6 separate regions of the Mus musculus genome follow, and all the other regions are linked to region 1. A link is a loop called in an ENCODE intact Hi-C map of the cell type or tissue named here. Cell type or tissue: heart. All regions are shown on one strand. Region 1 holds the start of Chd1 (chromodomain helicase DNA binding protein 1). Region 2 holds the start of Psmb1 (proteasome (prosome, macropain) subunit, beta type 1). Region 3 holds the start of Rgmb (repulsive guidance molecule family member B). Region 4 holds the start of Prdm9 (PR domain containing 9). Region 5 holds the start of Pdcd2 (programmed cell death 2). Region 6 overlaps Fam120b (family with sequence similarity 120, member B).

Region 1 (5,000 bases):
CAGTCTTTCTTCCTCCAGTGTTTCTAAGAGTTTACAGAGTACTGAAGTATATTATGATCTTATTCAAAACATAAAGCTCCAAGTTTAAATTTTCTTCCTTTCTTTTCTTTTCTTTTCTTTTCTTTTCTTTTCTTTTTTTCCTTTCCTTTCCTTTCCTTTCTCTTTCTTTCTTTCTTTCTTTCTTTCTTTCTTTCTTTCTTTCTTTCTTTCTTTCTTTCTTTTTTAGGTTTTTCGAGACAGGGTTTCTCTGTGTAGCCCTGGCTGTACTGGAACTCACTTTGTAGACCAGGCTGGCCTCGAACTCAGAAATCAGCCTGCCTCTGCCTCCCAAGTGCTTGGATCAAAGGTGTGCGCCACCACCGCCGGGCAAAGTTTAAATTTTCATTAGAAATTTCCCAAATAGCTTAAGAATCATTTGGAGATATTATGGCAGCCAAACTCATTTGACTTCGAAGGAGAGGTCTCTACAGAAAATGCAACTTCAAAAAGTAAGTTGAAAACTTTAAAAAGTTAGACCCACAAGGTGGGTACACCAGCAATTCCTTTACTACCACTCCGGAGGCTGAGGCAGGGAGATGGAGAAGTGGAAGACCAGCCTGGCTTTGTATACTGTCTTTAAAGAATCTTTTATTTGCAGGCCAGGTAATGAAATCAGAAAGAATTTTGATTTAAAAACAAGTAAGCAAACAAAGTTCCAAATCCTTGCAAAAACAGTCAGCCTTGTGGTGATGGCACACGCCTGCCTGTAATGCCTAAACTTCGAAGGATCACCCTGAGGCCACCCTGGGCTACATAATAAAACGCTCTTTCAAAACCAAAAAGCATAATAAAAACAAAATTGAAAACCGTACATAGATTGCTACATCACCACGCTTGAAGAGATTCTGCTTCGACATACTGAGGCCTGCGGATACAGTAATGACAGTAACTGTCAACTAAGCTGCAGCACCTTAGATCCAGTTACCAACGCCCCTCCAGTTCCGATTCCGCACGGCACCCTTCCACCCGCATTCCAGGGAGCGATCTAGGCAGGCACAGTTGTAAAAGTTCTTTTATGAACCAGGCATGGGCCACCCACACACGAATCAAGGAGCGTCCTGGGAGGTCAGCAGCTCGAACTCTATTTTCTCTCTTTCACTAAAGCCCCGCCCGGGAGGAGACTTAGTCGCTGGTCGCCCAGGCAAAGATCGCAGCGGGAGGCGACTAGGTTGCCCAATAGTTCTCTAGCTGCCCGGGTGACGCAGCAGCTCCGACCGGACTCCGGACACCCGGCGCGCGCGGCCGGCCCCCACCGCAGGCAGTCCTGGGCCCCCGCTCTGGATCCCTGCGCATCCGTGCCGTGACCAGAGCGCCCATCCCCGGGAGCCCCACGAACGCCAGGGGTAGCGCCGGTTACGAGTGCGAAGGCCGAGCCTGGGCTGGACTCGGTGGCTTTCCCCGAGGGGCGTGCACCACCTCGGCGCCCCGCCCCGCCCCGCCCCGCCCCCGCGCGTCGGCGGAAAGGCCGGGCGTGCGCGCCGCCGCCGCGCGCCGGGAAGGGGAGTGAACCGAGGCGGTGACGTCGCTCGGGAGGCGGAGGCGACAGCGACCTCGGCGGCGCCGCGCGGCGGAGACGGTTGCGCTCGATCGCGGTCTTGGCGTCATGGCGGCTGCCGGCGGCCGATAAGCGGCGGGGCGGGAGCGCGGACGGAGGAGGCGCCCTCGGTACTTCCCGCTCGGCCCGGGCGCCCGGAGATGAACTGATCGTCGGACCCGCTCCCCAGCTCCGCGCGTCTCCGCCCGCTGCCTCCCCTCCCCCTCTGCCGTCCGCGGCGCGGGTCCCGCGGCCTGGGCATCCAGGATCGCGGGCCCCCGCGCGGGGCATCCTCCGCCCGAGGCGCCGGCCCGCGCCACCCTTCGCCCTGTGCCCGCCGGTAAGGACGGGTCGGCGAGGCCGGGGAGGCCGGGAGCGGGCGAGGCCCGCGAGGCCCGGCGCGGCGCCGGGGGCGTGGGAGAGCGGCCCGGCGCATCCTCAGCGGCCTGGCGGCGCTGCCCGGCGCGCGGAGGGGACCAGCACGTGGGAGCGCGGGGCGGGTGGGGGGGAGGGGGCGGTGGCCGGGCGAGCCCGGGAGGGCGCGCGGCGGGGCTGCGGGAGCGGGAGGCGGGAAGGAGGCCGCGGCGCCCGGCTGCGGGGAGAAGGTGCAGCGGCCCCGCGCGGCGCCGCCCGGCAAACTTAGCCGGGAGCCCGGCAACTGCCAGGCGGGGAAGGAGGCTGCAGAGGGAGCCCTGGCCACTTCGGGGGCTCTTATTGTTGAGACGCGGGAGCGTCCGGAGTCCGGGCGCTCGGAGGAGAACTTAGGGCCGGACGGAGAAAGGAGGCGAGGCTGGAAAGGAAGTCCAGCGGACGGGGAAAGCCATCTTGAGGGGCGAGAGGAAGGTGAAAGGGAAAGCGCCTAGGCGAGTGAACTTTCTCAGCGCAGACTTTGCGGAGAGGAGGTGGAGGACTTCGGCCGGTTTCACCGGGGCTGGAATTAATAGTTAACGTTAGGAATTACTGTTGAGTGCTGTGGATCTTAGGTGACCTGTTCTCCCAGAGGTATGGAGACTGAGCTCTGCAGGTTGGAAATCCTGATCCAGGTGCAGAGTCGGCCCCCCGGGCGGAGGTGGCAGCAGCCTGTTTGGCCCCTCTGTTCTTTGGAGTGGAAATAATCAGTTAAGTCTCTGCTGGAGTCGGAGGACAACTCTGTTGCGTCCCGAGTGTGTCTTGGTGGTACTTTCTGGCTGGGGAAGGATCTGACGTCTCCTTCCCCCGCTTCTTCCTCTCCCTCCCCTGCCAGAGATCTCCTTTGTTTATTCGTGGTTGGCTTGTAGGTGACTCTAGTGCTCTGGCGGAAATCTTGAGAGGTGGAAATATTGTCTTGCTCCCCACCCCCGTCCCCGTCGTTTGCCTTGAAAATAAGATACAGTGTGTATTCTTTGTATTGCCTTTTTATGTTTTTTTTCAAGGCGTCTTAAGTACCTTACTGGGTATATAATTTTTTTTTCCACTCTACCATTGGTTTACCTGGTAAAAACTGTCTGTTTTGACGTTTGTAGTTTTGCTAAGATCATGATAACCTTTTATTACTCTCTTTTCCGAATGAACATTTAAAAACTTTCCTTAGCTGGATATGAAGTTCTTAGTAATAGGAGTTAGTGCTTCAGTAAACATAACCCTTACCCTCTCGTCGTTTGTTTGTCGAAGTTACCGAGTAGCATTTTCTCCTCTTTGGGAGTATGTATATGTTACTTTGTTTTAGGAATCTATATAAATAGTGCTACACAGTAGTAATTAGTCTGGAAAGTTTGTTGCTCTTCTGTCAAAACAGCACTAGCAGTGGCAGGCTAAGTCCTAGCAAGCAAGAATGCACTTAATAGATGCCTAGTTCTTGTACGTGAAAGGCGTCTGGGCCTTCGAGCCACCTCTAGTCTGATGGCCTAGGTCCATTTCTGGGAGTTCTAAGTCGGGCTTACATCTTTTCCTACAGCACATATTCTTAACTGCTAATCTATTTCCCGCAGGTGACACAGAGAGAGCCCCAGGAAACCCGTGAATGTTGAAGAAAATTCATCTTTGAAATTTTGATATTCGAGGAAATCTGCATTCATACTCATCTTTTATTAATCTGAGGGGATTTTTGTTTTATTTAAAACTTCTTGATATTTACAATGAATGGACACAGTGATGAAGAAAGTGTTAGAAATGGCAGCGGAGAATCAAGGTAAGCAAGTTCTTTAAACCAGCTGGTTACCTGAGACCTGAAACTGAGTGTTTTTATCAAATTGTCTTAGCTTGGCAAAAGTTAAAATGACTCTAATAGCAGTTTTGTTAACATTGCATATTATGTGTGTGTGTGTGTGTGTGTGTGTGTGTAAAGATAGCAAGATAGCAGGGACTATAGAAGGCTTTGATCTATTTAAATCTATTGGAGGGTTTATATTTTGAAGTAATTGAAGCTGAAACAGTAAAGAGACATTAAAATTGATTTGGCCATTAATGAACTGTCCAAATAAATGCAGTAAGAATTTCTGCACTCCTCTTTTTTTGGAGTTTTATGTCCTACACCTATGTTGTTCAGTTAGCTACTAGCCACATGCAACAGTTTAGATTACAAAACATTCAAAATTCTCTAAGTTACACCTGACATTTCAAATAGTATGTAAATGACATATGACACATGTCCACTATGTTGGACAGCACTATTGGGAACTATTTCTACCACTGTAGAAAACTTTAGATAAAATTGACGTGAATTCAGTTTATGTTTTTTTGTTTGTTTGTTTGTTTTTGTTTTTTTCGATTGTTATTTTTATATTGGTGTTTTAGAGTTCTTACTTGAACCATATTGTTTCTTAGAAATAAAGTTTATGGAAATAAAATGTTGGGCCATTTTATGTGTAAGACAGCCTTAGGATCTGTGGTAAAGCACTCACCGCTCTCCACAAAAATTCTCACCCCAAATTAAATGGAGCATTGAAATTATAGGCATTTATCAATTACTGCCTGCTCCAACGCCATTCAATTCTTTTATATTTTTAATAGTCTCCACATTACTGTTACAGTTCATTATTTATGTATACTTAACATAGAAATCAGCAAAGTAGGTGTTGGAGTCTGACTGCGCAGTCAATCCTGACTTTCAGTTACACACTGTGAATTGAGGTAAATTACTCTGTTGTTCTGATATTTGGTCTTGCAAAATGGAAATTACACTATTATTTACAAAACATAAGACATGTGAGATGCTGCCATGTCAGGCTTGAAATGGTTTCATGGACAATAGACATTGATGTCCCATGTAGGTGCTGGGATAGCTTACAAAAGCAGAGTAGTGACAACACAGAGAATTGAACATTGTAGTTACATAAGTATGGATCTAGAAGTTAAAAACCTGGGTTGAGCCTGGGAGTGGTGGTGTACACTTTTAATCCCTGCATTCGGGAGGTAGAGGCAGGTGAGTCTCTAAGCTGGAGGCCATCCT
Region 2 (5,000 bases), 210 kb before region 1:
ATTTCTTTAAAATATGAGATTACTTAGAAACTATCTCATATTAGTGTGCTGTATATAAGGATTAAATTAGTTAACTATAAAATCCACCTGACACTTTCCAGTTCTTCTAGCAAGTGAACAATAACCATTGTAGAATACAGTAAGACAGCACTATGTGTACACAGTAGGACGGCACTATGTGATGACTAAGCACCTGGGCACTGGAATTATTCATGCCACTTATTAGTTGTGTGACTTTGGATAAATTTCTCATGTTCAAATTGATGGTACTACAGTCCCTGTTCTGTTATAGAGTGTGAGAATTAAACACATAATTCATGTAAGTGCCTATTTCCTAGTAGAAAATAAACATCCAGAAAACATTACCTACTATTTTTACTGAAGCAAGTTTTGCACTAAAACTCCAAAGCAAAAAAGAATGGCATTACAAATACCATGAACAGCAACAGAAGGGAAAAAATATTACCACAGGCCACTCAAGCAACTTAATTAAGGTTACCAGAGACATACAAACTCCTCATGTGATGGGCTGCTGTAGAAGACCCCAAGCACCAAGCTGGAGTTTAGAATTCTAGCAGAGTTACACAGAACAAAAAAGAGAATGTTCCACTTGCAAAGTGAGGTTTTAATACAATTCTCCCAATAGTACTACGTGAAATGGGACATAATACTGCTCCAGTAAGAGTGCTGTGACAGAAGGAACGCAGGATGACAGGAGGAAGAAGGGCAAATTCAAATACGACACCAATGTATGCAACCAAGGTTTTACAACTCCCTAGATGTGTCTGCTGAGGAAAACAACATATCCCCACCCCTTTAAACTGAGCCAAGACTTCCAAGGAGCAGCAGTAACTGAAAGGAACAATTACCCTGCTTGTTTTGTTTACTAACATGGGTTATGGAGAGATCAGAAAACTCGGTTAGATACGGTTTCCCAAAGAGGCCGGAATTTCAGGGACTTTTGAGAAATAGTTACAGAAACAGACTTAGGAATTATAAAAGATTAGTAATTATATAAAGGCCTCAAGTGACAAAAACCTGGAAGCTACAAAGAGAAATTTATATATTGTAGAATCTGAGGCTGCTTGCAGGGCTAGTTGCAATAAATGCTAAAAGGCACAAAAGAGAAAAGTGATTTAATGGATAGGTGTAAGTAACTATGAACAAAGTGATGGATAAGAAGAAGTAAAGGAGGTTAAAAAAAGTGACTCATGAGTACTGCATTCGGAACACCTTGAAATTAACACATCTTACAAAGTAAGTACTTAGTGTTCACGTGCAGCATTAAGCAGCATACTGGAAAAGCAAACTGAAACTGGACTCGGCTGAGAACGCTATGAATTTAAATCCGGTTCTAATTCACACCAGCTCTATAGCCTGGGCTGTTTAGATGCCAAGAGTCAAGAAGTAAAACTATGAAATTATTCACTTAACTGCTTGAAATTAAAACAAACAAACAAACAAACAAAAAAACCTACCTTGAGTCTTCCCCAATCTATAAGTAACTGAAAGGAGCCCACATAGTACATTCACAATTGCTCTTCAAAAGGTACAACCAAGACTAAAATCAACCTTTCACTATCTGTATGATCAACGCTCAACATTCATAAAGCCATATTTAACGTTTTTGCTTTTCTTTCTTGAGACAAAGATTCTCCGTGTAGCCCAGGCTGTCCTGGAACTTGCTCTGTAGACCAGACTGGCCACGAACTTAAGAGACCCACTTGCCTTTGCTAGCAGTAAAGGCGTGCTCCACCACCGCCTGGCTGGTTTTGCTTTTCTTAAACAAGCCCCCCCCCCGCCCCCCTTTTTTGGATAATTAGCTGTTTCAACTTCTAATTTGATGAAGAATACCCCTGTATTGTCAACGGTCCTAAATACAAAGGAAAAATATCTTCGAATAAAGCGGATAATTAAAATGCTAAAGTAATTTGAGAGTAAAAATAAACACACACAAGGGTCCGACTGCCTAAGGCTGTGGATGCAGCTCAGTAGACCTTGCCCAGCAGGCTACGTCTCAAGAGCAGAACAAAACAACCTTCACTTTCATCCCTGAAATTAAGTCTGGTTAATCATGTTAGTTTCCTCTTAAAACAACAAGTGATCAGGCGGCCCAGCGACAGAAACAGCTACTCGTCTAACAACCAAGACAAATCATAACTTCATGTTCGCCCGTTGGCTTTAGAAACGTGTTCAAGCCCTACCAAACAACAGGCCATAGGGCGGAAGATTGAGGTGGGAGCCCGGTTGCTGGAGCAAACGGCACCGAGGGCGTCCATGCACAACTGAGTGCTGGGCTGCAGGCTACATCCCTGCCATTCCCACACCCGCCCGTCGCGACCCCAGGCTCGACCCAGGTGAGGGCAGCAGGCCCAGGCTTTTACCCTCCGTTGAAGGCATAAGGCGAAAACCGCAGCTGCACAGGGCCGGCGGAGCCGTGAGGCCCCATTCCCAGCTCTCGTTCCACGTCTCGGTAAGCAGCAGTGGAAAGCATCGCGCCTAACTCCTGCTGTCTCACGGCAAAATGGCCGCCGGGACCGGTCCACTTCCGCCTCCCTCGCCCCGCCCCCCTAGGCTCCTCTAGCCTGCACTCGTCGTTGCTCTTGGAGGTCTACGCCTGCGTCCGGCTAGCGCACAACCTGGATCCGCCAATCCTGCCAACAGAGAAACCTGTTTTATAACCCTAAGAAAACGTTTGGATTTACTCATGGCGGATAGAAAATTAAAAGTCTGACCATACCAAAAAAATTAACCCAATTACAGAGCAACGACAACTCGGATGTCACATTGGCGAAGTGGCACAGCGTTTGAGACGGGTTAGTAGTTCATGCTGCATTCAAGGCCAATCAGGACGCATGTCAACTGTGTGGTGTACGCAGCCACGAGACCCAGGAAGCAATACCAGATTTCTTTAGCCAGAATATGATGGTTAATATTGTTAATTTCACAGAACTTAGCATCATGTAGGTAAAACCCATGGATGCGTCTATGCGGGTGTTTCAAGGTTTAATTGAGGAGCGAAGACCCAACTAAAATATAAGCGGCGCCACCTCATTGCCTGGATTTCCCGACTAAATAAAGAAGAAGCGAACTAACATTTATCTATTTATGTTTCTGGTCTGTGGATGCAATCCAGTTGGCATGCTTCCCCCTGGGTTGTATCTCCTCAAACAGTAAGACAACATAAAACCCGCTTCCCTTATATTGCCTCTTGACAAGCCTTTGTTAAGTTTTCTCAATTCCCCAGTCTTCTGAGGTTTCCTGTACTTTCAAGAGAAAATGTTTCCTTTAGGGGAAAATAGATACACAGTACTATTGTACTTATTAGAGTCTGTGTAAATAGACAACCTATACAACACCTACACACATAACACACAGATACTGTCCATCACACACACAGACACACACACAGAGAGAAAGAGAGAGAGAGAGAGCGCTAACCTTAACCTAAAGGAGCTCATTACCTCGTTGATAATGCAAAATACAAGGGAAAGGAAGTACGCAGAACAACACATGTATATGCCTTAGATGAACTTCAGAAGGAAAAAAAAATTAAGATATGTTGGAATCAATCAAGCATTATGAAGCAGCCTAAGAAACAGCTGACGTTTTCTTGTGGCAGCAAGGAAGAGAGCTGGTAGTGACCGAGCTAAAAATAGAAATGAATCTGTGACTACAAAGTCGCTTGTTTTGTTGTTCTTCCTTGAACGTAAGTTAACATCTACTGAGAACATGATGAGGAGCGTTTGCTTGACATTTTCCTTAGCCACCTCACAAATCTCAAAGGGGAGGAGCCAGTAAGCTTGCCAAGCAATCTCTGGAGTTCGAAGCCAGCCAGTTCTACAGAGTGAGTCCCAAGAAAGTCGGGGCTACACAGAGAAACTCTTTCTCACAAAAACAAATCATGGAAGACTGAGGATGTAGTTCAGTGGTAGAACGCTTGCTTGGGCTTGATCGCCATTGCCACATCCCCAACTGTTTCCGCTACACACTCAATAGATCTCTCTTTGACAGCTAGAAAGGGCCGTCGGAGGCCCCGCCCCGGAACTGCTGGTACCCGGCCCGCTCGTTTCCTTCCCAGTGTCTCACAGCTTAAGCACAACAAATCGGACTGCAGTCAAGAGCGCAACTGGCGGAAGTGACGGCATCAGATGTGCGTCAGGCGTTCGGTGGATCGAGTCCGGTAGCGGTGGCGGGTATCTGCTGGCGGTTTGGCTAGGTTTCTGCGGTCGCGTCATTTTCTCCGCAGTGCCCAGGTAACGGTCCTTTCATCCTTTTCTCTGCTTGGAGGCCTTAATAAAGGCGACTTCTGCAGCGGGTCCCCGGAGTTTGCCGGAGGAGACGCGAGTGGGCGCGCGGCCGGGCTGGGAACGGTCCTCCGCGCGCGCTGCGGCGGCTCCGCGAGTAACCAGTCTCTGGACCATCGCCTCGGCGGGGTCCTGAAACCCAGTACCAAGGGTGAGCGTCTCCGAGGGGCTGGCACCGGACAGCCCCGCGCACCGCACGTCTCAGCCGCTTCCCCCGGTGGGAGAGTTTTACCCAGGCCTGCAGCCGCCCGTTTTGTCCCCAGTAAGAATAATTCTGTTAGGAAGCGGTTCTCGAGACTCAGCATCTCGCCAGAAGCCTGAGAGTCAAGCTAATCGAGATTAACATAAAAACGCATGCTGCTTTATTTACACACTGTCGGTCTTTAGCCTCAAGTTAAGGTGGTTTTCCAAAACTCCGGGTAGGCTTCTCTGGAAAAAGATGCCGGACCGGTTAGGCAGACGCTTGAAGACTGTGCGGAATCGGTTTCCCAAATACTCAGTTTGATGGCTCAGTTTCCAAAAGATGAAAACCCAGAAAACAGCCTAAAAATAAGTTTGTGCAGCGATTATTGCGATTTTAAGATTGCAGACGAGAAAAGGTGGTTTATATCGTCTGCAGGTGTGAAATGACTTCTGCGAAGCGTACAACAAATTCCCCAGTCTATATAATCAAGCGTTCAGTAAACTTCGTTT
Region 3 (5,000 bases), 120 kb after region 1:
GCAGGGAGGCGGCAACAGGGCGCAGAGACATCGAGACGGCCGGACGTGGCGGGCGGGCAGAAAGAGGCGGGAGAAAAAGATACAAAGACCGTGAGCGAGCGCCGACGGCAGCCGGGAGCTCAAGGGCTGAGCCCTAGCTGGCGTGGGCTCGACGTGCGTGGATCGGAAGGACCTCACCAGCCGGAGCAGGCAGTGGCCCGGAGAGCTCCGCACCGCGGCCTGCGCGGTCAATCAATCTCAGCCCCGCACTTTAGCCCCGCCCTACCAGGCTCCCACCAATCCTTGGAGGCCCCGCCCCCGGTCAACCTCCTCCTCCACTTTCCATTGGCTGCGAGCGTGCCTCCCGCCCTCGCGTCTCACTCAAGTTCCGTGTCCGCCGCCCGCGGGTGGGGCAGCTTCTTCAAGGCTCAGCCTCCCTCCTGCCGGCTTCCTTGTGCTTTTTTTTCCTCCAACCCTTTCCGCGATCACGGTTTTCTGGTACCCAATAGAAATGGGCGACAGCGAACCGGCCTTTAACCTTTCCTTGAATTAATGAGCTTCAGGTTCAGCTTCCTCCTAGGTTTTTTTTTTTTTTTCTTCCTTGTTTTTAATGACCCTTCCCAACTCCTTTTCCTATCCCTGAGAGCTTCAGTTACTTGCAGGAAGCCAGCGCTTTCCCAAGCTCTGTGTAGCAGGTCCCCCTCAACCCCCACCCCTGTCTCAGCCAATCGCAACTGTTGGACGTCGTAGCAAATTTGTTGGGGTCTCTTGGCAGAACAAGAGTCTATCCGAGCCGCGTTAGATACTCAGATGACACCGAGGTCCGTAGCAGATGGGTGGACTGAGAAGGTACCTGCGAGCTCCCAGCGGAATTCGCTGGCAGCTGCGTGAGGCTCTGGTGTTTTGGTTTCTTTGACATTTTCCCAGCTTCAAAGCGGAGAACGGGAGTCAGGGATTGGGCGAACTTCAACGTGTTCGGTTACAAGGTAATTAGATTAATGAGAGTGGTGAGTTTTTATGCAGTGCAATTATGCCACGATTTCTTGTTGCTCGGTGGCTTTTCCACAAGTTTCCAGTCTATTAAATTAATCCAATGGTAGGTCTGTTTCTACCTGACTTGTCCTCCAAAACCTGGGGCAAACCCCCTCCAACTATCTCCAAGGAAAAGGGCTAGTAAACGGAGACAAAAGAAAGCACTTGTGGAGGAGTTGACGATAGGATCCAATTTGTCATCAGATAGTGTGAAGTGGCATCTCCTCTGGAGAGTGGCGTCAGTGCTCCTAAGAGCCACGTTACTTTCCCCCTGCCTCTGCCATTCTCCAAACTGTTGAGGACTGGCATTTAAAATGCACTTAGCGCAATCTAAATTACAGTTTGCAACTTCACCTGCTACATTACCCAGAATCTCTAATTAGGAATCTCCTATCAACTACAGGCACATTAATATTCCACATGTTACAGTGTGCTGATCAATGACCAAGGATAATTGGGGGGCAAGCCTTAAGTCTCCCCATCTTATTCATTAGACACACTGTGGATTCCTCAAACCACCAGATCCCTAATGAAGGAGACCTGTCTGTTTTTACTGTAATTTTTCATTACTTATTACAGGCCATGATGATTCAAGTGGTAAACACACCTTTCACTACTCAAGATATAATCCAAGCCTTATGTCTATCTTTAATATGCTTAATAATAGCCTCAGAGTTGCCTGGAGAAATGACTTTTCATGGGGGGAGGGCTGGAAGAATCTGACAGCTTTACATAATGGTGTATACTAAATGCTATCAGGACAAACATTTTTACCATCTTGCAGTTACTACATATAATAGACGAAACACAGTTCAGAAAATATTAATAAGCATCTTTCTTTTAAAGAGTGATCACATGATGCTCTTCTTAAAAGTTCTTTTAGCTTGGAGCTGTAGAGATGGTTGAGTGGTTAAGAGCAGTGGCTGCTCTCCCAAAAGACCTTAGGTTCACTTCTCAATGCCCACCGGCAACTCACGATAGTCTGTAACTCCAGTTCCAGGGGATTCGAGACCCCTTCACGTTCACAGGCACCAAACACACACATGGTGCACAGACACACATGCAGGCAAAATGTTCTTATACAAAGATTTTAAGTGCTTTTAGATAGCTGATTAACAGCAAAGTGTAGAGTTTTCTTACCTCAATATTTAATTATATCCCCAAAGGTACATTAGGCTATCATTACATCTCATATAAACAAAAGGTTAAAGATCAGTACATTCAATTTGGAGTCTTTCTGCTGATGACTTCGCTTTTTCTGCACTATCTTGTGTGTATATATGTATGTATATATATATATATATATATATATATATATTTTAAATACAAGGGGGTCTAGATATTCTTATCAGTAGAGGGCACCCTCGAGTTGCTTCAAATCCTGATATCAAGGAAAAAAAACTGGGGTGGTGGTGGTGGGGGAGGAGAATCATCTTTAAGGTGTTTTACTGCACCTCTGTTGTAAAATTTGACAAGCTTAAGACATGTATGCCTAACAATTCACTTTTTATTACAGCGAAGTGTTCAGCTGCTAGAGGAAAATGCTATTTTTTTTAAAAATAAAGTACAAGGTGGTTCCTATTTTCATGACATCGGGTTCATTGATACAGTCTGGGGTGAATCTGGATGTTAGTTAGCAAGATTTGAAATCAGCTTGGAAACCAAGAGCATGTTGAATGGCTGGTTATAGGGTGGCCACTCGTCAAAGCTCCCATGCATCAGGTTAAAGCAGAATTTGGGACGGGACAAAGAAAAACCCAGGGAGGAAGCTAGAACAAATGTGAGGATTATAAAAGTTTTACATTTTAATTAGGAAAAAAAGTGAGATGACTGGAAACTTGAGCAACCCCCAAATCCACCTTGTGTCTTGCCATCTGCATTCTTTCTCTCTTCCCCTTTGTTTTCGAGGAGTGGTGAGAACAGAACAGTGCATCTAAGAGACCCAGCAAAGCATACTACACCATGGGCATGCAATTGGGTAATTAAAACGGATGCCAGAAACGTTAATAGATTCTAAACATGATGCAGTTTCATTTCCCAAATCCTTACATAGTGTCTTAACTGTTCCCCAGGTACTGTATCTCCAAACCCAGAAACCTAACATGAGGGTCTCTGCTTAACAGCTCACCCAGGACAGAGAAGTCTGCAATAAGCTATTTGTGTAACCCATTCCGGAGTAAGGGCTCCCCTGCTGCTCGTTGCTCCACAGTGTTTGAAAATAAGGGGCTGGAATAGCCCAGAGTCCAGCAGCATGTAGCGCCTGGCTTGTACTTACATCATTGTTAACCCTTCTGCACCTGGAAGGGGCTCAGCGGGATCAGGATGCCCCCGAGCTCCGGAACACGCAGGACCTAGGTGTAAGAGAAGAGCCCCAGGGCTCCGTGTGAGCGCTGAGCCCCTGGAGAAAGAGAGAGAGACCACGGAGAGTGCAAGGGGTTGCATCCCCGGCCCCTTGATCCCTAACAGACTCCAGTAGGGCTCGCTTCTGGCTCTCAGGGCTAGAAGCGGCAGGTGCAAAAAGCATTTGGGAGCCGCTTGCCAGTGCTTGGAGGTAATGTGCTTCCTGTCCATTTATCTCAGGAAACCAGCACAGCCTTCCCTTCGAAACAAAATTAACCTCTCATTAGCCAGCCACTCACTCCCAAGAAGGCCTTAAAAGCTTTACCCTCTCACTAATGTATTTAGGCTTTTCTTCCAGGCAAACGAAGCCGAGGCTGTACTAACATCAGCCCCAGGGGTTCCTATGGGCTCCCTCAGGAGCCAGCCAGCCTTTCACCAGTCTAGTTTGGGAAATTGGCCAACACAGGATCCCAGTTTGTAGAAGCAGTCCGACCCAACACCCCTGAACGAACTTCACACCACCCCCGCCCCCACGATAAGTTTGTCTCTGTTTTCTTGGGCTCCTCTCACATTAAAGCTTCAGCTCCATTACCCCCGAGGAATGGGGAAGGGAATGGGGAAACTTCAGTGGCCAGCTGTTCCCAGGTCATAGGAGGCGACTGTCCCTTAGGGGAAGCGTCTACGGAAAGCTGGGGGTTGGGGAGCAGCCTTCCTTAGACTCTAGTCGGTTCCAGGCATTGCAAATTAAACGTGGCCAGGAGCTTTTGGAACGCCAGGGCTTTCTCACCCTGGACCCCACAGCCCGGAGCCTGGCAGATTTATACCACACAGGTGGACCAAGACCTAAACAAAACAGTCCCGGCCGCTGCCTGCTATTCGCCCCCCCCCCACCGTCCTCCGGGCCCACCGCAAACTTCAACAAAATAAACAACTCACCACAGGCATTCCCTTGTCTGCAGCGCGACGCTTGCCAGCTGGGAAAATAAGCCGCAAGCCACGCGGCCGGGGCGCAGGAGGGAGGCCACGCCGCGCCCGCCACTCTGCCCCAGGTGGGCGGCAGGCGGGCGGCTCCACCCGGGGGCCGCTCTCCAGATGCCGGTTCCCGAGTGAGCTCCGGGGCAGTGCTTGCACCCTGCCAGCCAGCGGGGCCTCTCTGTCACCTAGGCGGAGAGGGCGGGGAGACAGGTCCCTCTCCCCAACTTCCTCCAAACTGTTCTCTTCCCACCCCTGCCCCACGGCCACAGAGGCAGACAACCTCTGCAGCGCCGGTCCCCAGTCCACCGCTCTACCCTACTGTCCTGCTGGAGACCCGACGGCAGGGAGCGTGGTACGCCTCTCCCCGTTTCCAGGTCCTGCTCTCTCCTCTCCCGCGGTCCTACACACCGGCTTGCACAAAGGCGCCTTTCACGCCGCCAGCGCCGCCCTCTGCGCCGCCCTCCGGGCCCGCAGCGCTGCCTTTACCCACCCGGCTCATCACGGTCCTGCTGCGGGCTCTGCCTGTTGTCAGCCGGACGCGTGCGGTGTTCGCACTCCGCGCCGCCACGACGGCAACAGACCCCCCTCCCCTCGATTTTTCTCCTCGCTTTTTATAGCTGTCCATCAGTGCCCTCAAAAGCACGTCCCTCCAACTATCCTCTAGGGTCTTCCTA
Region 4 (5,000 bases), 140 kb before region 1:
GCTCTGAGACCTGAAAAGCAGCAAAATATTCCTCTTAAAAAGGCCCTAGAGGATGGAACAAATGTATCACAAGGCCAGGTAGGCTCTGGGTGTGGAGATGAGATCTCTACAGGGCCAGTGCTAACATTTAGTCCTGGACACACAGACACACACACACACACACACGTTTCCTCTAAACTTGTCTCCATTGGGAACTGTACCACTGTAGATACCTGGGAAGACCCTAACATAACATGGGAACATGGGAACTGAGATTTTATTTTTTTAATCTAGACTGGTTCAACCGAAGACTTCTTGTTACCTATTGAAATCAGCATTTTATAGTTCCTTTTCACATTTCTATAGCGAATTTTCTCCCACTCTCCCATCTCTGCCCATTCTTCTTTGGAGAAGTATATGGAAATGTCTTTGAATTCATCTTTGACCTGGGGGAAAAAAAATAAAAACAAAAAACGGAACATGCTGGGCCGGGCTTGGGACCCTGGAATGTGGTCTCAGTGACCAAGGTTATCCTCCCATTCCCAGAACCTTCTTTAAGCAAACACTGGATGTTCATGCTGACAGAGCAGTTGCTAATGAGCCTTTCCTCTCTCACATATCGGGACCCACCTTCTTGTCATAGGAAAAATCAATATGGTATTGGTACTCAAGGCTGTTTGCCTCTGCCCACCCCATGATCCTCCTGACTCAAGGATAACTTCGTACTACCTTGGGTTTCCACTCGAATTTCCCTGTATCTTCTTCAGGACTATTTTCTTCCAGCTTGTTGGTGTTCATGGTGCAGGACATTTCACTGGAGAGGTCCAGGGTCCTATGGTCCTATGGATGAAGAGGTAACTAAGGGCCTTAGGCGATCAGAGATGCCCACCAGCACATGGGAAGGAGCTAGGGGCTGGGAATCCATGCAGCCAACACAGGCAGCTTCTTCGGACTCCGAGGTCTAGTACTCTGGTGCAGGAGCAAGGATTCTGGACTGAGCCCTAAACCTAGGCACCGACCCTCCGTCCGGGTCAGGACCTGCGACAGCAAGGAAGGAAGATTCCTCCCGCCAACCGGTGTCCCCCCCCACCCCATTCCCACTTGCTCTTCATCTGGACCAAGGAGTCAGCCAGGGTCTGAAAGATGTTTTCAGGTAAATGGATTCGGGAATCCCGAGTACAAGGGATTGAAGTCCCTCTGGTGAAAATGTAGGAACGCTCTGGCTGAGATTTTAACTTTGGGGACCTCGGGCTGAGGAGTGGGGTGCATCAGATTGAAGGAATTGGGTTCGTAGGCTAGAGGAGTCTTTCAGGCTGTGAAATAAGGTTTGGAGACTCGCAGTCTGACGAGATTTGACGATTATGTCACGAAGAGTTGGGATTTGTCACGTCGGAGGTATTTAGGGTCCTGCGGGACGAGAGCATTTAGGATCTCTGGAAGCCAATCTGGAGTGACAGACAGGTCCTCGAGACCGAGGGCGTCTGGGGTCTTTGGGGCTTAGGAGAGTCTCTACGCTGAGAGTCCAGGTTTCCTGTCTGGAAACTTAGTCTCTCTGAGGCGAGCTACCCAGGTTCCTCAGGCAGAGGCTGGGTTGGTTCCGCACAAGTGCATTTGGGACCTCACTCAGCCAAAGGGCGTTTGGAGTTCCCGAGAAGCTGAGGTGACCGGGTGTGTGCGTGTGAGCGCGCGCGCGCGTGTCACGCTGAGGGGGTCCGAATCTAATTTAGGGGATATGGGGTCTCACGGGCTGAGCCTAGAAAGCCTCGCTGGTCCTGAAGGTTTCGCCTGCACTCATGGTCCAGAATCCCGCGGCTCTGAGGCCACCGCCGGCGTTCGTCCCTCTGAGGAGTTCCGAGGCTGACTGACAGGAGAATCCGCCAATTGACAGACAGCTGGCTGAGGGGCGGGAACAAGAAAAGCGGAGGGCGGAGCTCTGCCTGTCAGTCAGGGTGCAATTCCTGCCCGTGGCTTTCTCCAGGCTGCCCCTCCCCTCGCTGGGATTGCCAGGCCCCTGCACGAATCAGGTAGTGGCCAGCGCGCAGGCGCACACTTGTTCTCTGTGCGGCGTCCGTTCCTTCAGACTCCTCTTTTTCAATGTGGCAGGCTGTGTTACCTGACCTGTGTCCTGTCTACTAAAGGTCTTAAAACCATGGAGCAGAGCTTTAAGTGCTTAGGTCTGCTCTAGAGTGGGGTTTCAGTCAATCTCCAATTGGAGCTGGGCACCGGGAAGCCGGGGATGAGGGTGGGACCGGAAGTCCAGCTTTGGCAGGCATACCCTGAGCTCACGTCTCGCCTGAGATAAGTAGCTTAATCAAATAGATAGACAAAATCAAAACAAATAAGGCTCTCCGGAAAAGAACCTAAAAATTAGGCTATGAAAGAGTTTAAAAAAAAAAAATTTAAAAGCCTCTAATTTAACAATAACTTTAATAAATAAGCACATAGGTTTACTAAAATGTTCGTGGCGTAATAATAGAGTGCCTTGGCTAATATAAATCGTTATTACTGAATAGAAATTAGCTTATAAGAGGGGTGGAGAGATGGCTCAGTGGTTAAGAGCACTTACCGCTCTTGCAGAGTACACACATTCTCTTCCATCACCATCGCGGGGGCAGCTCACAACCCCTCACCCCGTAACTCTAGTTCATGGGATCTGATGACTTTGATGACTTACGTGGTGCACTTACGTACACTTAGACCTACGAAAATACACATAAATAAATAGATCTTTTAAAAAGAAATTAATTTAAAATGTCTAGTGATAAGAATACGAACTACCCGCTGCTAGTGCAAAATAAACAGGCACAGGTGCGATACCCCAACTCTAGTTTGACTTTCCCTTCAATTCTGCTACCTAAGCAATATTAGACTTTTAAATATATATATGTATATATTATTATATATATTATATATGTGTATATATATATATACATATGTATATATATGAGATTTAAGAACTTTTGATAGTGCTGTGAACGCACTGTTTATTGGCTGCCCTAAGTTTGAAATATGTAGACACAATCAGCTTAAATCTATGACTGACTTCTTTTTTTTGTTTGTTGGTTTGTGAAAGAAAGATGAAATTTCAAGACCTGTAAGTCATATAAAGTACTCAGAAATTGCTGGTTGTTTGTGAGCCTAGAGGCTGCCTGGGGCTGAGAAAAAAGAAAAACAAACCTGGGTATGCCCCGTAGTTAAAACATTCCTGGGAACAGCTTAACCATAAGATAAAGGGGAATGTGAGGACATAACAGGGCTATCTGAACTGAGTCAACAACTCACAGAACTCTGACATCCTACAAGTACATGTAATTTTTCTGCTGATGTTTGAATAAGCCAATAGTGTATCGCTATGCTGAATTCCACACACCTAAGCCCCTTACCCCATAAAAACCCCTAGCTTTCGAGCCTCGTGGCTATCTCCTATGTGGGATGCATGTTGGTCCGGAGCTCCGTAATTAAACGACCTCGTGTAATTACATCAAGGTGGTCCTTCGTGATTTTTTGGGTGCACACCAAATCGGGAATTGAGTGGGGGTTTCCCCTCTAGGTTCTAACATTTTTTTTTTCACCTGTGATGGAGTTTATTGTGGAGAAAAGTAACAGAACTTGGCTGGATAAAGAAAGGAATTTGGACATATAACTAGTGTGGGTGCTTAGCCCCAAGCCTCAGCAGCCCAGCCATGGGTCTGCACGGTTCTTTCGCATCAAGAAGTTAATCTTTCGAGTCATTTCCATGTTGTAGATCCTCCAGCATGTTTCATAGCTCTCCCACTGGTGGCAGCAAGGCTTCTCATAGTAGCGTCGTCGCTTTATGACTTCCGTAAGCCCATCCGTGGTAAGGATTCTGTTTAGGGTCCTGCAGGCACCTTCCACGTTCCCCTCCTGAACCATCACAGTCCTGGCAATGAACTTCAGATGTTTAGCCATGGCCTTGTATTTAAATCTTCATTCTTCCGGGACTATAGACTGGGGGCTCCGAATTTGGACTCCGGACTCTCTATGACTGACTTCTTAGTTTGTCTCTCACTTGCCGAGATTGTCTGGGATGAATTTATTTAAAGAACTGTAACGGTAGATGTAAAATCTGAACAAATTAGGAGCTTGATGACCCACATAATAGTGGCAGGAGAAAGTGGACTGCACAAAGTTGTTCTCTGACCTCCACTGGGCCATGCAGGAGAACCATGCACGCACGCATGCAGGCACACATGCATGCACGTCCTCTACCAAAACATAGCAGTTCAGACTTTGAAATATTGATAGGCAATGAACTGAGAACAGCAATGGAAAGAAGTAGATTATGAATTCGTAGATGCCTGTTCAGATATATATAAAAAAAAATAGTAAGTACATTACACGGGAATTAGGCAATCCTAAAACTCAAATGAAGCTCCACAAAAGACAGAAATCTGAGACTGATTGTTAATAAAAGCAAAATTGAGGAACTCTAATTTCCTGTGGTGGGGAGACAAAGCTACAGATAAGGCTTGGAGATTCATTTTAAGAATAGGCAAGGGGCTGGAGAGATGGCTCAGAGGTCAAGAGCACGGACTGCTCTTTCAGAGATCCTGAGTTCAATTCTCAGCAACCACATGGTGGCTCACAACCACCTGTAATGAGATCTGATGCCCTCTTCTGGCACGTAGGCATACATGCAGGCAGAATACTATATATAATAAATAAATCTTAGAAAAACAAAACAGTCAAGTTCAGTTGGGACTGGTGGCATAAGTCTGTACTACCAGCCTCTTGGGAGCTCAGAGAAAGAGAAGGCTTGAAGATACAAGGGCGTTACGTACCACTTAGTGAGACGTGGTCCCAAAATGAAGGAAGAGGACTGGGAATATAGGTCAGTGATAGAGAGGTTGGTAGCATGCATGGAGCTCCAAGTGCAATCCCTAGTACCACACACACAAAGATCTAAATTCCAGTAAACTCTCTGCTGAAATAAGTCTACTATACTAAGGAAAGGTATACTAAGGTTCTGGTTGGAAGGTAGAGTTAGATGAAGTATTCAC
Region 5 (5,000 bases), 180 kb before region 1:
TTTTGCAGAAATGTATGTAAGTATGTATGTGCACGTCAAGGCCGGAAGAGAGCACTTGGATCTGGAGTTAGAAAAGTGCCATGTAGGTTTTAGGGACCAAACCTAGGTCCTCTGCAAGACTAGTAATTGCTTGTAACCTCTGATCTATCTCTCCAGTCCTTCATTATTGTGTCAGTCACAAGACGTTTTACTTGGCTAAGCTTTCTATGGTCTCCCTTCTGAGAATAAGCCCTCCCCCTGATGACTGGGTACCATTCTTCCTGCAAATGAGGCCATAAACTGAGACTCTAATTTAGTTCTATAAACCTGACTTTATGGTTTAAAAGTTCAGATTCTAGAGTAAGATCTAAGTTCTTTGTTCAAACACAGGATACCTAGAACTTCAGTTTGTTCACTGGAAGCATGAGGCAAAGTGTGTCGCTGGGTGTTTGAGCCCATGAATAAGCAATCTTGAGGCAGGGTGAATGCTGGACTGATGATCAGCACCTGTGTGGGCCAACAAAGACACAGCCCCAAAGCATGGACTCTAGAGGAAGTAGCCAAAGGATGTATGTGAAAGTGGAGCTAAAAGACTACATTACAAAGGACCTCTCTTGTCAGACGTTCTGTAGTGACTTAGGCTCTATAATCTTCTACCAAGACGTTCTCTGCCTCACCACAGATACACACTGATGGTGCCTTTCCTCCCTGCCGTTTTCCCCCTAAGGTATATTTGGTCATAGTACTGTAAAATTGATGCACAGACTCCTTACCCATGCTTCCTGTAACTTCAGAATAATCCTCCATTTCCACAACCTCAGGCAAAATTTCATCTTCTGTTTCTGTTACAATTTCAAATTCTGGAAACAGGAAGTTGTGGTCTGGAACCATATGGTCTATTTTGTCTACAATAAAGTTATTAGCATCATTAATAAACATTGAGTTTTGAGGACCTAAAATTTTCCCATTTCTAAGACGTTAAGTTCTGAGACCTGTGTTGTTGAGTGAATTCATCACAGTTGAACATCAGAGCTGCTATGGAATAGGGCAATCACTATGTAACCTCATACAAGCCATCACATGAAGTAATAGACAGTAAATGTGTGTGTGACACTGCTACATATATAACATGGCTTATTGTCAGTAGACAGGCTCTTACTATGTTGCCTAGATTGCCCTCTAACTCCAAATCCTCCTGCAGCTGGCACTCGAGTGCCAGGACCACAGATAGGCACCACCACTACGAGCTGAGTAACAACTGTTAGCACTTGCTTGTTCTTAAGTATTAGATATTATACACAATACCTAACACTAAAGATCTGTTTACACCAACAAAAGCATGAATAAAGTGGAGAGATACAGTCTACAAAGACACTGAACAATTAAGAATTCATTATTCGGATCAGGGATGCATGAATGTGATTGTAACGCTTTTTGCATGACCACGGTTAACTACTCTTAATAATACTACCTGTTAATAAAGCTGGTTGTACTAACCAGTACCCCAGAGCTCGTGTCTCTAGCTGCATATGTAGCAGAAGATGGCCTAGTCGGCCATTACTGGGAAGAGAGGCCCCTTGGTCTTGCAAACTTTATATGCCCCAGTACAGGGGAACACCAGGGCCAAGAATCAGGAGTGGGTGGGTAAGGGAGCAGGGCTGGGGGGGGGGGGGGGGGTATAGGGAACTTTCGGGATAGCATTTGAAATGTATATAAAGAAAATATCTAATAAAAAAATAAAGCTGGTTGTGTTTTAGATTAGCGAAGTGTTCATGTTACCAGTTCCTAAAACTTTTAAAGTATGTTTTCTAATTTCAAGTTTAACCAGAAACTGGAGTACCTCAGTTGACAGAGACGGTAAGGCTAAGTTGTCTTACCTGACTGTGTACAAGCCTGCTTGTGTCCCAGCCGCCAGTCTAATGTCTGATGCTCCTTGCTGCAGTAATGTGCCTGTTTGCACCTAGAGCATGTCATAGGGGCCAAGCAACCACAAACCCGACAGAGATGGGCTCCAGACTTGAGCTGGAGGCACACACATTCCGTACCCAAAGCTTCTGTTTCAGAAGGGGGCTCATAGGAGTAGAATGCGTTGTTCCTTGGTAGCTGATTACGAAAAACTGAAATGAAGAGGAGAAAGGGGTACGTGAGATTATCTTTCCGTGAAACAAAATAATTGAAACATTTGAACCGTTTTCGGTGCTTCACCTCATAAAACCTCATTTAAGGAAAACCTAAGGTTTTTGCTTTCGGGGTGGGGGGGCGGTTTTTATATGAAAGGGAATAAAAATAAAAGCTAAAGAGCTTTTAAACCCGGGAAGAGTTCCGTCTGACAAGAGAAATTGGCTTTAAGGAGTCCGTGCCCAGGATGAAAGGGACACGATTCTAAGACAATTCCGGTACCTGAATACAACCACTCGCGCCAACCGATCGTCCTACGTCCAGGGTTCAGCCCCCGTGGCAACCCTCGCCCGGGTCCTGTCCCGGCGGCCGCTCACCTCGCAGGCCGGCGCAGCACGGCGGCTCGCGACAGCAGAAGAGAAAGAGGCTGCGGTGGAAGGCGTCGTCCCGGCCCGGCAGCGGTGCGTACACCTGCAGCAGGAAGGCGAGCGGGCGGCCGCAGCGCGCACACGCCAGCGCCCCGGGCCCCGGCAGCTCCGCCAAGCCCAACCACGCGGGCCGCCCGCCCACTTTGCTGGGAAACTGCTCGCTGCGCAGCCTCCAGGCCGGTGCCTCCTCGGCGAAGCCCAACTCCACAGGACCAGGGGCGGCTGCAGCCATGCTCGCAGCAGGACTCTGCCACCAGGCCGGAAGAGGGCGGTCACGTGTTAGGCCGGAAGGCGGGAGGCGGGGTCAGATCTCGAGCTGGGACCGGACTGGAGGTAACCCTATAGGCAGGAAGCAAAAGTGAATAAAGGACGCTGGTGAGCAAGACTACCTCCATCGAACTGTCACTGTTTCTGGGGATCCGAAGGCCGGAAGCTCTTCAGACCTCTGAGATTAGGGTGTCGGTTGTAGATCCTCAGGTTGGAGTGAGGGAAGTGGGGGCATTCTCAGCACTCGGGGACAAAAGACAAACTTTAATTAGTTCGCAGCTGTAGCCTTTCGCTATTGGGTAAGAGACTCAGCCCGGATCAGAAACATTTCATGGTTTATGCCGTTAGATATTGTCATAATCTTTGTGATTATCTTAGAGTGGTCTTTTAAAATCTCTGCTTCAAAAGAGGTTTTTCCCGGAGCTGAGCAAGTTTTACAGAAGCTGAATTTTCAGATTTTTATTATGACAGTTTCTCTAGCAAATGGAACTTGCTAAGTGGATATTGGTGGTGGTCACTTCTTAAGGGAGAACAAATGCGTGCTTCCTTTGGAAGAGAAAGGGGCAAGTAGGCTTCCCAAAGCAGAAGTTAGCAGTTTAGGTTATTCTGTTATCTCAGAACAGAGAGTTTCTTATTCTCTTATCTTAGTTTTATGAAACTGAATACATCCTAAGTAATGTCGCCAATCATAATTAATGTTGAAGTTTGCTATTTTTATCTTCTCTTTCAAAGGGAGGCTCTGTTCTCCTGTGGAAGAATTGAGGTTGGGGGCGAACCCACACAGACCCTTGAAACCTGTCCTCATGCAGTTAAAGGATGTTCAAAACTGGGGTGGAGGAGAAAGATGACCGGATACAGTTGAGGAGGAGCACTCGAAACAAACGTAAATCATAGCGCTCTGCTTCACACAGTTGGGTGCTCCCATACTCGCTGCCCTGTGTGTTGGATTTAGACAGGAAGCAAGATGTAAAGACAAAACAACAGTGGGTTTTTTGGCTAGTGTAAACAAGAATTCCTGGAAAGGAGCTGTCTACAAAGTCTGGTTAACTAATAAAACTTTTTGACTTTGAAGAGTTTAGAATCTTTAGAAATGGTACTATTTCTCTTGGGTTGTCTTTAGCCCCTTAAAGATACCTTAGTGGCCGCTTTTGTGTCAGACCTAACACCTTGATAAACAGATAAAGACTATTGGACTGTATTAACAAAATGCTATTCTCCACCAATCAAAAGGCTAACAATGCTATCAGATGGTGTCTCAGGTCTGTACTGAGATTCCTCTGTAACTACTTAATGTTTCCACAAATGCATTCATTGTTAAAATACCTTGATTTCAAATTTCCTTTTTGTTCTGTTACTATAAAAACTCCATGAAAGTGCTTCCACACTGGAACATATAGTACTTGGGAAGACATGAATATATGTTCCCGGGCTACGATCATTCAAATTTGGCTCCGAATGAACTTTTAACTCCCTTTGAGGTGAGAGCTGTAGTTTTTGCGTCAATATTCGTAATGGAACTGAATGAAGTGGGTTCCCATCTTGGTTCGTGCAGAGCCAAATAAAGCCCACCCAAGACAGAAGAGTGAGCACATCAGTGGCCTTGCTGAACAACACAATCAAGTAGATTTTATTTATGTGAAATAGGAGGCTTCATTCCTGAGGAGTTTAGAGGGGTCAGCCTATTTCTGAACTTGCTGAGTTAAAGAGCATGCTTGTGATCTTGCTCAATTTAAGGTAACTTTAAATCCTCCTCCACTTCCCTTTTTCTTTCAGACACAGTGTTTCCACGTGTTGTATAAGTCAGACCTTGAGACCAAACTACATCGGAAAGTTGGAGAATTTGTCTTTATTATGTTGGCAAGCCTACTTGGCAGACACATAAATCTACTGCTCTGAGGAGTTCAGCCCTGGTGCAGAGTTTACATTTATAGATAGCCCAGCATTATTTTCTACCTTCTGAGTTATGGGTGAGTTTAGCCTGTGAGTAAAGGCAATGGGTGAGGTGAGATGGGATTGAATTTTAGCTACATAAATAAGGCCCATGAGCAACCATATTTACAGAAGCAGAAACTATGAGGTTAGAACAGTTATTTTGTAATTGTCTGTTTCTTACCAAGAGGGAGGTGTTCTGCTGACACGAGTGTATAGAAGCAAAAAATACATAAACAGGACATAAAGACATGGCCACGATGCCCTGCCTTTAAAAAG
Region 6 (5,000 bases), 300 kb before region 1:
TTCCTCTTCTGGCCTGTCTGCTTGGCAATGACATCACTCCAGAGAGCATGTTTGAAAGCTTTCGGTACAAGTGCTTGTCATCCTATGCTTCTGTGAAAGAGAATGCTGGCAAAAAAGGAAATATTATCCTAGCTGTCTCAGACTATATCTCCAAAGTTCTTCATTTGTATCAAGGTGAGAAGAAGATAGAAGAGATGCTACCCTTGGGGCCAAACAAAGCTCTCTTTTATAAAGGAGTAACCTCATATCTTTTGCCAGGGCAGAAATCTCCATGGTTAGTTCAAAAACCCAAAGGCATGATAACAGACAAACAGCAAATGGTGAGTTTAAATCCCGAATCCAAGCAAGAAGTCCCTATGTGTATTGATCCTGAATTCAAGCAAGAAGTTCCTGTGTGCACTAATCCCGAGTCCATGCAAGAAGTTCCCATGTGTATGGATCCTGAGCCCAACCAGGAAGCTTCCATGTGCACAGATCCCGAATCCAAACAAGAAGTTCCCATGTGCACAGACTCCGAATCCAAGCCAGAAGTTTCCCAATATACAAACCCAGAGAGCAAGCAAAAATTACCTTCAGGAATAGACACTGAATTTAACCTAGAAGCACTCATGTGTACACACCCTGAATTTAAACAAGAAGATGTCATGGATATGGAACCTGAAATAAAGCAAGTAACCATGGTTTCCGAGTCTGAGATCTTAAAGGCAAGTGACTGTGCCTCCCCCACCTCGGTCCACAATGTCGTGATTGAAAGCGTACCTACTAACGGGTTTGATCGTGAGAAGAGGACTGTAGGAGGATGCAGACGAGAAACCTCTTGAGTCTAGTTAGGGATTTATGAAACCATTTCATAGGTACATCTGATACTGCCTTGTGAATAGGATGGGAAAGAGCTGTAGGATTCTAGGAGAGACTGTTAAGGGTTAAAGTGTAAAGAGAAGGCTTCCCCCATGGAGTCAGGCCCTTGGGAGGACAACATTTGCTTTGAATAAGTCAAATGTGGGGTTGTAGGAACCCTACAGATGCAGTGATTAAAATTAGTGTCACTGTGAGGCATACTGGTAAACTATCCAGGCAGGAGCCTAGGGATCAAGGAGAGGGAAACCTGGAAACAATATGGTGCAGCCACACTCTAAAAGCTGTAAATGCTAGGAGCTTGGGCGACTGTAAGTTAACATTACATAAGTATCAAAGAGCGCAGTTTCACACTAGACTCGGGCTTTATCTTTTTCTCAGTCGACTCTTACAACAGCCCTGTGAAATAGGTACTTTTGTAGTCATGCCTAACTCTGCCATCATGGCTTCACTCATGCTAAGCATATGCTTAACCCTTGAGCCGGATCCACAGTCCTGTTATCTTGGTCATACAGATAAGGTAGATATCCACAGGAGTGGCCAGAAAACAAAACCAAACAACAAAAAAGTCAGAAGTGAAAGAGGGAATTAAAAATTAGAAGTGGGGCTGGAAAGATGGTTCAGTGGTTAAAAGCACTGGCTACTCTTCCAGAGGACCTGTGTTCAATTCCCAGCACCTGTAGCAGCTCACAAGTCTCTGTAACTCCAGTTCCACCTGTGCACATGAAAAAAATAAATACATTTTCAAAAAAAATTAGAAGTAATTTTGCTGTTAAAAAATATCACCGAGAAATCCATGAACATTTATATTGGAGATTGCATTAAAAGTGTTTCTCATTCTTTTCTTTGTTTTTTTTATTTGTTTGTTTGTTTTGTTTGTTTTGTTTTGTTTTGTTTTTTTAAGACAGGGCCTCTCTATGTAGCCCTGCCTGTCCTGGAACTTACTCCATAGACCAGGCTAACTAACCTTGAACTCACAGAGATCTGCCTGCCTCTGCCTCCCGAGTGCTGAGATTAAAAGTGTGCACCACCACCATTCAGGCTGGCTTCTCATTTTCAAGGGAAAGGCACACCAATTGGTTGCTCAGTGCCAAATGGTCTCCCTGAAAACATACATGTAAGTATGGACTCAACAGGCAATATTTAGGAGTGTGCATGTATATGCAAATATATATATATATGCACCCAGTAGCAGTTAATGGAAGAACAGGCCTTATACTTGAAAGAGTTGGGAGGGTTGTATGGGAGGCTTTTGAAAGAGGGAAGAGAGAAACATGTTAATTATATTATAATCTCAAAAACAACCTGGTTGTAGGTTTGCTTTGATTTAAAGAAACCCTAGCAGCTAAGCAGGCCTATGTCATGTGTCTAGTAAGAAGAACCGGTGACTGACTAGGCTTGAGTCAACCATTGCTGTTTATTGATCATGTAGGGAGTCAGACATTTTAAGTCTTTCTGTGTACTAACTCGTTCAAACCTCTCTGTGATCTGGCGGCTTTTTAAATAAAGTGTGTGTTACAAAGAAAGCAACAATATGGTCATTAAGACTCCGATCTCAATGATGAGTCTGTATAATTAGGTCTACATAGGTGCATATAAATTAGGTCCAAAGATTTGATCGCCTAAGTCATCCTAACATGACATTTTAAATGCCTTTTGGTAGACAGTTTAGATTTAAAATTCTGGAGTAATACTGTAGACAGAGCATAACCTTTATTCCCACAATAATGAGATTTGTTCTTTTCAAGAAGAAAAAAAAAGACCCTACATGAATGAAGATCATTGTAGACCTTTTGATCTAAACTGCTTATTTAGTGAGCAAATTTAAATTGTGTCTGCTGTGTGATATGAAGAGAACAAATGCGTATGCTGGACCATGGCTTTTGCTAATAACTGAAGCCAGATGCAGTGAAACATAAGAGCAAAGGGAGGGAGGGAGAAAATTTGAGCACATGAATACAGCTTCTAACAACAGCCCACTCGGTAGAAGTAAAGGCTGAGGCTCGTGAGCAAAGAATCATCAGATGCGGTTGGGAAGGAGGGATAGGTTTGTAGATCAGGCAAGTCATGATTGAGGTGAGCCCAAGAGGGTAATGAAGTGGGACGTTAGAAAGCCGTGGAGTTGGAAGCTCAGTTAGGAGCCCTTTGTAACAGCCCTAATCTAAGGAACTCGGTGAGCATATGCCTGTTGGGAGAGCTGAGCCCTCCAGCAGACAGAATAATAAGGTACTGCACAGGTAAATATAGGATTGCTAGATTGGAGGACCCAGGAGAAGAGTAATATGAAGTGAAGGTTTGAACTTGTTAGCCCTAAAACAAAACATAAATGCCACTTGATGTCAGGTGTTTGAACTATACAGTCCCCTGTCTGGGTATTTTAAACTGATGAGTGGTGTTGACCGTTTCTCTGTAAAACTCAGAAGTTTGGTTTTTTTTTTCAAGGAGAAATGTGTTGCATTTGAATCCTTGAACAGGTTGCCAGGATGCATCACGTCCACTCAGAAAGCTACCTAGTGTACAACATTCTGAGCAGTGGGGAGATAGAATGCAGTAACACCCTGGAGGATGAGCTGGACCAAGCCCTCCCGAGCCAAGCCTTTATCTACCGCCCAGTCCGGCAGCGCGTCTACGCACTCCTACTCGGGGACTGGAAAGGTGAGGAGGCCAGTTGGTCTGATTCAGCGATGGTTCTCTCTGGAACTGGATTCTGAGACATGAAGGAGAGTGCTTTCTCTCAGGACAAGCAGACGACAGGTTCTGTTTGTCTGTCAAATCTACTTGAGAACACCATGAAAGGTTAATGCTAGGCTGGTGAGATGGCACAGACTGCTTTTCCGAAGGTCCTGAGTTCAAATCCCAGCAACCACATGGTGGCTCACAACAATCCGTAATGAGATCTGATGCCCTCTTCTGGGGAGTCTGAAGACAGCTACAGTGTACTTATATATAATAATAAATAAATCTTTGGGCCAGAGTGAGCGGGGGTTGGGGGTGGGGGTGGGTTGACAGGAGTGAGCAGAGGTCCTAAAAATTCAATTCCCAACAACCACATGAAGGCTCACAACCATCCATTCAGCTACAGTGTGCCCATATACATATACATAAAATAAAATTTTTTTAAAAAAATTAATGCCATGAAACATTACCATCTCTGCGAGTTTGAGGCCAGCTTAGTCTGCATAGCAAGCGTCAGGACAGCCAGCACCACAGAGAGAGACCCTGCCTCAACAAGCAAGCTAGGGGATGCCCTGCTCCTCCAAATGAACAAACCTGGATTACTCTCAGATTGGAGCATCCCAGCAATAATGGTTTAGAATCAACACTGCTCTTTGCTCCTGCCCAATGCCAGCCCCTTCCCAGGTAGTTGAAATCAATGTCTCTTCTCCCTGCCTGCATAAAGAGGCCAAACATCGTCTGGAAATATGTACACAAAACCGGAAATATAAACAGACTTACATATTTAAATAGTCCTAGGAAAAACAAGTGCAGGCTAAATAGGAAGAGTTTTCAAAGTGTAAATGCATTGCTGGGAGGGAGGTCCCTGAGGAGGGTCCATCCCCAAACTGAGGTTACTGTAGATACAGACAGCCTTGGTCTGTTCAGTGTAGGAAGTCAGGAAGGGTGATGTGAATGTCTGTTCCCAGGGCCCTGTGTGAACACATCTGTGTGAACACATCTGTGTGAACACATCTGTGTGAACACCCCGTTGTCTTCCCCCTTTGCTTCCTTCTCTCCCTTGCCACGGTGGTGAAAACATTTAGTAAGAACTGCTGCCAGGTTATGACAGTCCTTCCTGGTCTTTAAAAAAAGTATTTCAATTTTATATATGAATGTTTTGCTTGCATGTATATCTTTGCGCCATGTGTGTACCTAGTGCCTGTGGAGGTCAGAAGAGGGTGTCAGGTCCCCCTGAAAATGGAGCTTTGGGTGTTTGGGAGTGGCCATTTGAGTGCTGGGAATTGAACCCAGGTCCTCTGTAAGAACAAGTCCTTTTAACCACCAACTCATCTCTCCAGCTCATTCCTTCTGGTCTTGAACTCAGTATTTGAAGCCACTTATAAAACTTAACATTAGACTTTTAAAAATGAAAGTTGTTCTGTGTGTTTGGTGAGAATTACTGTAAAATTTCAGCTGACCCTGGGTTT

What was found. A loop is a pair of places that touch in the nucleus more often than their neighbours do. Peaks named below come from ENCODE experiments on the same cell type or tissue, not always from the same donor. Only the 100,000 strongest peaks of a DNase experiment are listed, where the experiment ranks them.
Region 2: a loop joins it to region 1, with 5 times the contacts of the local background. A loop is called at or near these places in 3 of 42 quality-filtered maps.
Region 3: it touches region 1 in a loop (9-fold over the local background); 4 of 42 quality-filtered maps call a loop at or near these places.
Region 4: a loop joins it to region 1, with 2.6 times the contacts of the local background. A loop is called at or near these places in 8 of 42 quality-filtered maps.
Region 5: it touches region 1 in a loop (4-fold over the local background); 12 of 42 quality-filtered maps call a loop at or near these places.
Region 6: a loop joins it to region 1, with 3 times the contacts of the local background. A loop is called at or near these places in 2 of 42 quality-filtered maps.

What each region holds. Positions count from the first base shown.
Region 1 is chr17:15,703,400-15,708,399 of GRCm38, forward strand. Chd1 (chromodomain helicase DNA binding protein 1) reads left to right here and starts at 1,568. Exons shown (of 36, transcript NM_007690.3): 1 at 1,568-1,913; 2 at 3,541-3,740. The coding sequence starts at 3,688. It overlaps 5830433I10Rik (a long non-coding RNA gene), which reads right to left and starts at 1,978. Exons shown (of 2, transcript XR_001782213.2): 1 at 915-1,978. In heart, CTCF peaks have their summits at 1,629 and 2,261; DNase peaks (open chromatin) are centred at 1,372, 2,382 and 2,712; H3K4me3 peaks cover 3,369 bases; H3K27ac peaks cover 2,221 bases.
Region 2 is chr17:15,495,769-15,500,768 of GRCm38, forward strand. It overlaps Psmb1 (proteasome (prosome, macropain) subunit, beta type 1), which reads right to left and starts at 2,508. Exons shown (of 6, transcript NM_011185.3): 1 at 2,385-2,508. The coding sequence starts at 2,494. Tbp (TATA box binding protein) reads left to right here and starts at 4,120. Exons shown (of 8, transcript NM_013684.3): 1 at 4,120-4,256. In heart, a CTCF peak has its summit at 2,396; DNase peaks (open chromatin) are centred at 2,573 and 4,093; H3K4me3 peaks cover 4,308 bases; H3K27ac peaks cover 3,251 bases.
Region 3 is chr17:15,826,334-15,831,333 of GRCm38, forward strand. Rgmb (repulsive guidance molecule family member B) reads right to left here and starts at 4,732. Exons shown (of 5, transcript NM_001372257.1): 1 at 4,288-4,732; 2 at 3,287-3,362. The coding sequence starts at 3,291. In heart, CTCF peaks have their summits at 406, 2,367 (motif pointing right), 3,223 and 4,773; DNase peaks (open chromatin) are centred at 328, 3,538, 3,938 and 4,608; H3K4me3 peaks cover 3,493 bases; H3K27ac peaks cover 2,588 bases; H3K27me3 peaks cover 270 bases.
Region 4 is chr17:15,562,513-15,567,512 of GRCm38, forward strand. Prdm9 (PR domain containing 9) reads right to left here and starts at 819. Exons shown (of 10, transcript NM_144809.3): 1 at 709-819; 2 at 302-425; 3 at 1-10. The coding sequence starts at 777. It also overlaps the pseudogene Gm6686. In heart, a CTCF peak has its summit at 4,628 (motif pointing left); a DNase peak (open chromatin) is centred at 1,899; H3K4me3 peaks cover 2,003 bases; H3K27ac peaks cover 1,865 bases.
Region 5 is chr17:15,524,517-15,529,516 of GRCm38, forward strand. Pdcd2 (programmed cell death 2) reads right to left here and starts at 2,785. Exons shown (of 6, transcript NM_008799.2): 1 at 2,475-2,785; 2 at 1,857-2,096; 3 at 753-884. The coding sequence starts at 2,757. In heart, a CTCF peak has its summit at 2,843; a DNase peak (open chromatin) is centred at 2,815; H3K4me3 peaks cover 2,102 bases; H3K27ac peaks cover 1,595 bases.
Region 6 is chr17:15,402,426-15,407,425 of GRCm38, forward strand. It overlaps Fam120b (family with sequence similarity 120, member B), which reads left to right. Exons shown (of 11, transcript NM_024203.3): 2 at 1-704; 3 at 3,330-3,510. Among named protein-coding and RNA genes, the nearest start is that of Fam120b, 8.7 kb to the left of the region's middle. In heart, no CTCF peak of the experiment used is centred here; no DNase peak of the experiment used is centred here.